Regions from separate parts of the Homo sapiens genome. Here regions 1 and 3 are each linked to region 2. The links are chromatin contacts, found by Hi-C or POLR2A ChIA-PET in ENCODE. All regions are on one chromosome and are shown on one strand. The core of a region is the stretch at or near the end of the contact, and the rest is flanking DNA. Distances in the headings are between cores, read along the strand shown.

Region 1 (2,700 bases), core at 134-2,633, 270 kb after region 2:
GGAAGTGTCAGCAGCTCCTCCCCAAAGCTCTTTTCCCCACAGCCCCGCCACCCCCGTACCTGGGCCCCGATTCTCCAGGCACCCCGACACCTGCTCTCACAGGCCGGCCAGCCCCCACCACCCAACTCTCCACCGAGGGAAAGGAATGGGCACAAGAGGGGGCGTGTCCCGGCCCAGGGCGATGGGAAACATCTCACTAGCAAAGAAGAGATCAACCCATGGTCATTCTGAGAAGGTGACCAAAGCTGCGGCGGGCCCCGGGAGGGGTGTGGGAAAGGAAACCAGGGACTCTCAGGAGGGAACGGGAGCCTTGTGGTAGAAAAGGAGCTGCTGTCCCCGATCTGGAACTCGAAACCCCAACATCTTCCAGGCCGTAAGCCCCTCACCCCGCACCCCTAGGCAAATCTCCGCTTTCCCAACTCCCTCACCTCGGTCCAGCGATCAGCCTCTCGGACCCTCGAGAGGGAGCTCCGACCCTGCTCTAGCTCTTGCGGGTCCCCCAACCATGGACTCCAAAGCCTTCATGTCCACACTGCAGAACCCGGCCCTGGCCCCCTCCCGCGACACTCGCGTGCGGCTAGGACTCCTGTGGCCAGGACCCGGCTTCCACCGGCGCTCGGCGTGCGGGGCTGCAAAGCCCGCGGCGCGCCCGCCCCCACTCCCGCTCCGCTCCCGGAACCCCGCGCCGGCGGCCGGAGTGAATCATTAACTGGAGCCGGGTGCTCCGGCTGCGCAGCCTTCCCCGCTGGCGCCACGCACTTGCCCGCCCGGCCTCGGTCCCCCGGAGCTCCTCCCTCTCCGGGAGCCGGTGGGCAGTCCCCACGCCACACCAGCCGGACCACCCGCCAGAGGCTCAACGGCCCCTCCTCGCAGCCGAGGAAACTGAGGCTCGGAGGCAGGGCGCAGAGGCCCAAGGTGACACAGCAGGCGGCCGTCGGCCGGGGAGCGCGGGCCCCGCCAGCCACTTTCCCGACACAGGAACCCTCCTACCGGCTGGCGGCCCCCGCGCCCGGCCCCGCCAACGCACCCGAGGCGCACAGGCTCCGGAGCCCCCGCGGTTCCTGCCTCCCGGCTTCCCGGCCAGGGCAGAAGGAGATCCCAGGGCCGCGGACCCCGGCCGGCGGTTCCCAGGCCCCGCAGGTCCGGCAGGAAATGCCGCTCGCTTAACCCCTTCCAGCCCGCTGCCGCCTCCAAGCCCGTACGCGGCCCGGCCCCACCTGGCGCCCTCACCAGGTGGTTCATGGTGTCCGGCGGGCCTGGGGCCCCGGCTCTCGCGGGGGCGCACACCGAGCTGCCCGGGCCGCGTGCCCTCGGGGCTCCGAGCGCGCCGCAGCCGCCCCGGTGCCGCCGCGCAGCTGCCGCCTCGGCCACCCAGAGCCGGTCCAGCCGCTCTCCGCCTGCCGCCACGGCCCAGCCGGCCCAGCCCGATCCCAGCATGCCCGGCCGCGCGCGCCCATTGGCCGCCGCCGCTCTCCATGCAAATAAGCCGCCTGTCGGGGGCGCGGGCGCGCAGACAGAAGCCCGCCCAGTAGGGGCCGCCCCCCGCCCCGCCCCCCACCTCCAACCCCGAGGCTCCAGGCCCCTGCCCGAGGCCAGGCTTCCAGCCTAGGGCGCAGGACACCGCTCTCCAACAAATGCACGTCCCCGCCTTCCACCCAGGCGAGAACGCACCGAAGGCCTACGCAAACTCCTCCACTTCTGGGAAGGCTGCCCGGTTTGCCTTCTTCCTCCAGAGCCGAGACATGGCCTCAAGTCGACTTGTCTTTCCCGCTAACCAACCCCAGGGCATTCATCGCGTGTCCATGGGCCGTGGGACTCAAATCTGAATCTAGAGGGAAAGGGGAGGGGGCGTGCCCCAGCCTGTAGGAGACGAATCATCACCACCACAGCTCCGACTGTAGACGGTCCCACCGTGTAAGGACCCCAGGAAATGAAGCCTCAAGCAGGGAGGCTGGCGAGCTCTCGACCCAGCGCTTTTCACGGGCAGCACCTACCTTCCCCTGCATTGTGCCGACATCTGGGGACTCGGGCTGGTCCTCCAGCTGATCTGCCTCCTCTCATTACTCATTCCTAGGTTCAGCCTAAAACCTGGGCCTAGTACCCTCCTGAGTCCTGCTCCAACTCATCTGCTTCAGCGACATGGGGTAGGAGAGCGGCACTGGGGGAATGAGGGAGATAGAAGGAAGAATCACTCGGGGGAAACCGAGTGGAGACAACCTTGGCTCTCCTGAGTTGCCCCTTGCTCGGTTGCAGGTCAGTGACTGTCACCCCATGCAGCAGAACCAGGGTGCCAGAGCCCCTGGGCCAGGCCAGGGAGGCACAATCTGCAGGGAGATGATAGGACCGAGCCTGGTCCAGACCAGACAGGACCCTCAGTCAACAATCCTGGGCCACTGGCTGAGCAATGGGATGCCACGAGGCAGCCCTGGTGGCAGGGAAGCAGCGGGGTAGACCCGGCTTCACGCAGCAGAGAATTCTCAAGCATGGCCTATGGAAGACACAAGCCCAGGTGGGCCTGCAGCTGCCCCTCTGTCTGACCCCCAGGGCTCAGCCTACGCAGCGCCTGGCCAGATGTGCCACCTTGGCAGGCCCTCTCCCCTCTCTGGGCTCCTTTCTCATCTGAAAAGGGGCTAGGACAGCCCATGATTTGCTGCTCAGGTGCTCTGGGGAGCTAGTTAAAAAACAGACTCCTGTGTCCCA
Region 2 (2,945 bases), core at 188-2,687:
TCACTCGAGGCTGTGCTCAGTGAATCACACCTGTAATCCCAACACTTTGGGACGCTGAGGCAGGGGGTTCGCTTGAGCCCAGGAGTTCCATACCAGCCTGGACAACATAGGGAGACCCCGTCTCTACAAAAAAAAATGAAAAATTTAGTCGGGCGTGTTGGCATGCGCCTGTAGTCTCAGCTACTGGGGAGGCTGAGGTGGGAGGATAGCTTGAGCCCAGGAGGTCGAAGCTGAACTGAGCGGTGATTCACGCCTCTGCACTCAAGCCTGGGTGACAGAGCCAGACCCTGTCTCAAATGAAGTAAAATAGGCCAGGCACGGTGGCCCACGCCTGTAATCCCAGCACTTTGGGAGGCTGAGGTGGGTGGATCACCTGAGGTCAGGAGTTCAAGACCAGCCTGACCAACAAGGTGAAACCCCGTCTCTACTAAAAATACAAAAATTAGCCGGGCGTGGTGGTGCGCACCTGTAATCCCAGCTACTTGGGAGGCTGAGGCAGGAGAATTGCTTGAATCCCGGAGGCGGAGGTTGCAGTGAGCCAAGATGGCACCACTGCACTCCAGCCTGGGCAACAGAGTGACTCTCCATCTCAAAAAAAATAAATTAAATTAAATTAAATAGAAAATTAAAAAATAAAATCTTTAAGCCAATCTTGTAAGTACGACCATCTCCCTTCTACAGGTGAGAAAACTGACGTGTACGGAGTGATGACAGGGTAGGGGCTGCGGGATTCGAACTCGGGCAACACGTGCAGTGTCACTCCTATCCACTACACGGTATTTTCCAGTATGATGGCATTAAGAACCACTTAACCGCGTAGACGCTGCAACAGGCACTTTGCAAACAGTGTTTCATCGAATTCACCCCAACAGGGTTACGTCCACGCAGCTGAGACTTAGAAAAGTCCCGCGACTTGCCTTAAGTCGCCACACGCGGCTAGGGCCTCGGGAAGCCGTCACGCCCTCGCTCCGTACCCTGATTGTGGGAAGCCTCCCCTCAGCACTCACGATGCGCAGTCTCTGCCTCAGTGTCACAAGGCGGACCCCACTCCCCTACCCGCGTAGGGAGCCCCGAAACTCCGTCCATGCTCGCCCCGATTGCCCCCGATGGTCGTCTTCCCTCCCCCGACGGGGCCTAAGAGGTCGGCTAAGCCCCGCCCACCTCCTCAGTACGGGGCCTAGGGTCTCCCCGTAGCCCCCCGGGACGGAAGCAGCCGCGTGGGGGAGGGGAAGCGGGGAGGACGCATGCCCAGAGGGCTCCACTCGGCCTCTAGCTCACCTGGGAGTCACGGAACTCTACAACCACGTTTTCGCTGCTCCATCGCGCCGCCATCTCCCCCGCCCGGCCGCCGCGGCCCCAGGACGGCGCCCTCCCACCCCGCCGTCCCCAGTATCCCGGGACCGTGCGCCCCACACAGCCAGAGAATCAGCCCCGACACGCCCCGTGCCCTGGTTGCTCCTGAGCTCAAGCCATTGGTTGACCCAAGCATAGGCTCCGCCCCTTCTTCCTGGGTCCTCCAATTGCTACACCGCGCCTGCAACAAACAGGCACGCCCTCGCTCACTTCCGTCACTTGGTTTGAGTCACCCACGCTCCTCGCGATTGCGGGCACACCCCCTGCCGCGAGCTCTGCCGGGAGTTGTAGTCCAAGCTCGAGCAAGCGTGGGTGACCTGGGAAGGGCTCGCAGGTTTGGGTTTGGGTGAGGTGAGGTGCCTGTTGTCCTGACTAGCTCCTCGCTGGAGTCCCCAGCATTCGTCCAGACCCAGTCTCAAATCAAAATCAACGTTCGGGGCGGGTGCGGTGACTCACGCCTGTAATCCTAGCGCTTTGGGAGGCCGAAGTCAGGAGTTCGAGACCAGCCTAAACAACATAGTGAAACCCCGTCTCTACTAAAAATACAAAAATTAGCCGGGTGGCGGGCGCCTGTAATCCCAGCTACTTGGGAGGCTGGGGCAGGAGAATCGCTTGAACCCGGGAGGCGGAGATTGCAGTGAGCCGAGATCACGCCATTATACTCCAGCCTGGGTGACAAGAGCGAGACTCCGTCTCGGAAAAAAAAAGAAAAAAGAAAAATCAAAGCTCGTGCAAACCGAAGATACCTCTTCTCCTGATGCCTATCCCATCGAGATATTTAAAAGTCTGAATGTGCAATTTATTGTTTCATACAATACAGCAGCGCCTCCCGTAACAATGAAGGTAGACTTAAATGTGAGAATCCAGCTGTTTTCTTGATCTGTAGTCCAATGCTCTACCTGTGAGCTATACCCCCTCCTGCAATCCAGCTGCTTTCTTTCCTTTTCTTTTTTTTTTTTTTTTTTTTTTTTTGAGACAGAGTCTTGCTCAGTCGCCCAGGCTGGAGTGCAGTGGCGCGATCTCGGCTCACTGCAAGATCCGCCTCCTGGCTTCACGCCATTCTCTTGACTCAGCCTCCGGAGTAGCTGGGACTACAGGCGCCCGCCACTACGCCCGGCTAATTTTTTTGTATTTTTAGTAGAGACGGGGTTTCACCGTTTTAGCCAGGATGGTCTCGATCTTCTGACCTCGTGATCTGCCCGTCTCGGCCTCCCAAAGTGCTGGGATTACAGGCGTGAGCCACCGCGCCCGGCCGCTGTTTTCTGATAAACCAAACATTAAAACAGATTTGCCAGAATTTTTTGTTGTTTTTTTTTTTTTTTGAAAATATTGTTCTTTTTCATTTTAAAATGTATTCATGTGAAGGGCCTTAATGTTTAAATGAAATAATGAATATATTTTTTAAATTCTGTATACTACATATAAAAGTTTTTGGGGGCCGGACGCAGTGGCTCATGCCTGTAATCCCAGCACTTTGGGAGGCTGACGTGGACGGATGGCTTGAGCCCAGAAGGAGGCTGCAGTAAGCTAGGATCACATTACTGTACTCCAGCCTGGGCGACAGAGCAAGACCTTGTCAAAAAAAAAAAAAA
Region 3 (2,890 bases), core at 249-2,748, 320 kb after region 2:
AAGCCACTTCTGTGGTAACTTCCTTAGTGCCTTCTGAGGTCCGTAAGTACTTATGAACACCTTTTCTTTCTTTTCTTTTCCTTTCTCTCTCTCTCTCTCTTTCTTTCTTGATACACAGTCTTGCTCTGTCACCCAGGCTGGAGTGCAGTGGTTCAGTCTTGGCTCACTGCAACCTCCACCTAGTGGGTTCAAGTGATCCTCCTGCCCCAGCCTCCCAAGTAGCTGGGATTACAAGTGTGCACCACTATGCCTGGCTAATTCTTATATTTTTAGTAGGATGGGGTTTTGCCAGGTTGGCTAGGCTGGTCTCGAAATCCTGACCTCAAGTGATCTGCCCGCCTCGGCCTCCGAAAGTGCCAAGATTACAGGTGTGAACCACCATGCCTGGCCACCATTTCTTTCTTGATTTTTTGTTTAATCACCAGTAAGACAAATATGACAAGGAAAGGACCCTTTTTACAACTGAATACGTAGGTTATGAACATTCTCTTTGTATTCCACAGCGAAGAGAAAGAGGTGCAAGTGATGGCCTGGGGTGCTGTCTGAGGGCCTGGCCTATCACACAGGCTATAGCCAAGGGTAAAGCCCCACCCCAGGCCATAATGACACAGACAAAAAAAAATTCACAATAATGCAACATCTAGGCATTCCATTGGCTCAGTTTTTGACGGATCTGAACTAGTTTGGTTTCTCAGAAGGACAAATGATTCAGATAAGGCCAAGGCTGCTACCACAGGCCAGATCCAACCACTAGGCAACTTACAGTTCACTGGAGCTGTAATTCAGCAAATTCAGCTTGGCAGATGTGACTGGCCCCTGAGAGTACTCCTCACATGCCCCGCCTTCCCTCCACCCGCAGTGGCCTTCCCAGTGACAGGCCCTGCCCCACACTGGAACAGAGACTTACTGACAAACCAAAGTGCTCACATTTTTAGTTCCATCATGAAAAGCTCCTGCTTGCTTACAGTGGGCAGTTTGTCTCCAATAAATCATTTGATTTCAGGGTTCTGAGGATTTTCCAAGGCATAAAACCTACTCCTTCTTACCCCTCTTTCCCTCGATTATGGATGGCCAGTTCTTCACCAATCCCCTCTTCCTCCTTGAAGCTCTCCCAGTCCAGTTTGGACTTCTCAAGGGTGCTCATTTTCTGCTTCTTGGCACCAATTTTCCCCAAAAGGCTGCTCATGCCACTTGATCTTTTTAACCTAAGGAAAGAAAATATGAAAGATGTAGCAGGTAAAAACTCTGATCTCTATATTAACAGTTTTTCTGATGCAAATGGGAATCCCCTAGATTGGGGCCATTTATCTTAGTGGAAGCCATGTTCATATTTGGGGCATTTCCTTCCTGGTGTGGAGAGCACTGTAAGTAAACTGGAATTCTAATGTGCTTTTCCTGCTTAACACCACTGTCTGCTCTCCTGAGCTACGAACAGGAAATCCTGCCTTCTTCAGACCTCTGTGGGCTCTGTGTGGCAGGTCTCTGCTTGCAAGGAGGGGAGGAGCAGCGCTTCAGGCAGGGCTTTGGAGTCACATGCCAAGGTCCAACTTCCAGCTTAACTGTGTGACTCTAGGCCAGTTATTTACTGCATGTTCCTTGGTTTCCTAATCTACAAAGCAAATGCTTACTCACAGGCTGTGGTGTATCTTACACGTAAAGGGCTAAAACAGCACTTGGCACAGCGTCAAGGTGCAATAAGCATGAGCCACTCTGAGTCACTGTCATCGTTTAAGCTTAAAGCCCCAGGGGGTTCTTTTAAGAGAAAGAGAACCAGTTCCCAACACTGATGAGTGAAAAGTCACAGTACTGTAAGAGGGTTCTAAAATCAGTTTCCTTTTAACTCCTGTGAGTTGGGCCCTGTTTTTTCCAGGAGGTGGAGAACATTCCTCACTCCGAAAGCTCACACGGGGAATGTACAGCCTGTGCTCCACTTGCTGGTGATGCTATCATGGACAGTGGGAGAAACCCCAGATGCCCAAATTCAAGTCTTGGCAGGTCAAATGTTTCCAGTCATTGTTAAACATATGAAATAAAATAAGAAAAGCAAAATGCAGTTAAGATGGTATGAGGAAAGGTTTGGTCTCTTTATGAAATGAAACGAAATCATCTACCAGCATGTAGGAACTTGGAAGTTATTTTCCGCCTCACGGGGATATGCAAGAAAGTTAAACATTTAAAAACTATGAGCTAATGTCACATGGTCTACTGATAATAATACCTTTACTTGTCTAGAATGTTTGTTCTCCAAGTGCTTTTGTAGCCATGATCTCATCTAACTCTCACTAAGGCCTGTGACACAGGACCCAGTCTCAGAGTTGGAAGGGATCATCTTTGAAATAACCTAGTATCACCCTAACCCATTCTGAAACCCCACGTCCCTGCCGCAAAGCAGCGTGAACGACTACTCACCCCCTCTGCCTGGTGTGAGCCAACAGGCCAACGTCCACACTGAACACCAGACTGCTGGGACTGAACAATGACCCTGAACATTCTCATTCTATTAACTTTAGTAGAGAGGATGTCAACTTCCCTGTTTGGGTCACACCCCAGTACATGCTGAGCTTAAGATCAACTCAGAATGGGCTGGGCAAGCTTCATCATCCTTGTATTAAGTTGGACAAATAAACAAAGTTCAGAGAGGTTAAATGATAAAACAAGGGTCAAAACAATAGACAATGCAGATCCGGGACAAAGGAAGATCTCTCCCAACTCTCAGGGTGGTGCACTGTGCTATCTCGCCTCCAGATGAGAAGTGACTTGAGAGATTTTCTCATTAGTTACTTTACTTCCCAGTTTGCTTAAGAGAACTCCAAATAGCTCTTTATGAGCTTTCAATTCATATCTTCTAAGCACTGTTTTCCAGACAACTCAACCCCTACAATGTCATATG

Evidence for each region. Hi-C counts contacts between places; a loop is a spot of excess contacts on that map. ChIA-PET counts read pairs that join two places held with the same protein, here RNA polymerase II (POLR2A). Pooled maps may share reads with other maps.
Region 1: a loop to region 2 is called in a pooled map, with 4 times the contacts of the local background. The contact joins the promoter of BCAR1 here to the promoter of WDR59 in region 2. A Hi-C loop is called at or near these places in 1 of 168 maps with a recorded cell type or tissue (HepG2) and 3 of 50 pooled maps. POLR2A ChIA-PET finds 5 or more read pairs at or near these places in 2 of 52 experiments (HepG2 and activated naive CD4-positive, alpha-beta T cell).
Region 3: a pooled map shows a loop between it and region 2 (2.4-fold over the local background). The contact joins the enhancer-like site here to the promoter of WDR59 in region 2. A Hi-C loop is called at or near these places in 1 of 37 single-sample maps with no recorded cell type and 6 of 50 pooled maps. POLR2A ChIA-PET finds 5 or more read pairs at or near these places in 1 of 52 experiments (naive thymus-derived CD4-positive, alpha-beta T cell).

What each region holds. Positions count from the first base shown.
Region 1 is chr16:75,250,241-75,252,940 of GRCh38, forward strand. It overlaps BCAR1 (BCAR1 scaffold protein, Cas family member), which reads right to left and starts at 1,384. Exons shown (of 7, transcript NM_014567.5): 1 at 1,231-1,384. The coding sequence starts at 1,242. RefSeq lists silencers at 1,267-1,426, 1,487-1,596 and enhancers at 1,596-2,136, 2,677-2,700.
Region 2 is chr16:74,983,686-74,986,630 of GRCh38, forward strand. It overlaps WDR59 (WD repeat domain 59), which reads right to left and starts at 1,438. Exons shown (of 26, transcript NM_030581.4): 1 at 1,279-1,438. The coding sequence starts at 1,332. RefSeq lists silencers at 1,184-1,493, 2,529-2,729 and an enhancer at 1,824-1,883.
Region 3 is chr16:75,303,978-75,306,867 of GRCh38, forward strand. CFDP1 (craniofacial development protein 1) reads right to left here. Exons shown (of 7, transcript NM_006324.3): 6 at 1,047-1,205. Among named protein-coding and RNA genes, the nearest start is that of BCAR1, 54 kb to the left of the region's middle. RefSeq lists an enhancer at 1,175-2,374. Within about 2 kb of position 1,499, at least 34 of the 41 ENCODE cell types and tissues checked have a DNase peak (open chromatin) inside an H3K27ac peak, as active enhancers do.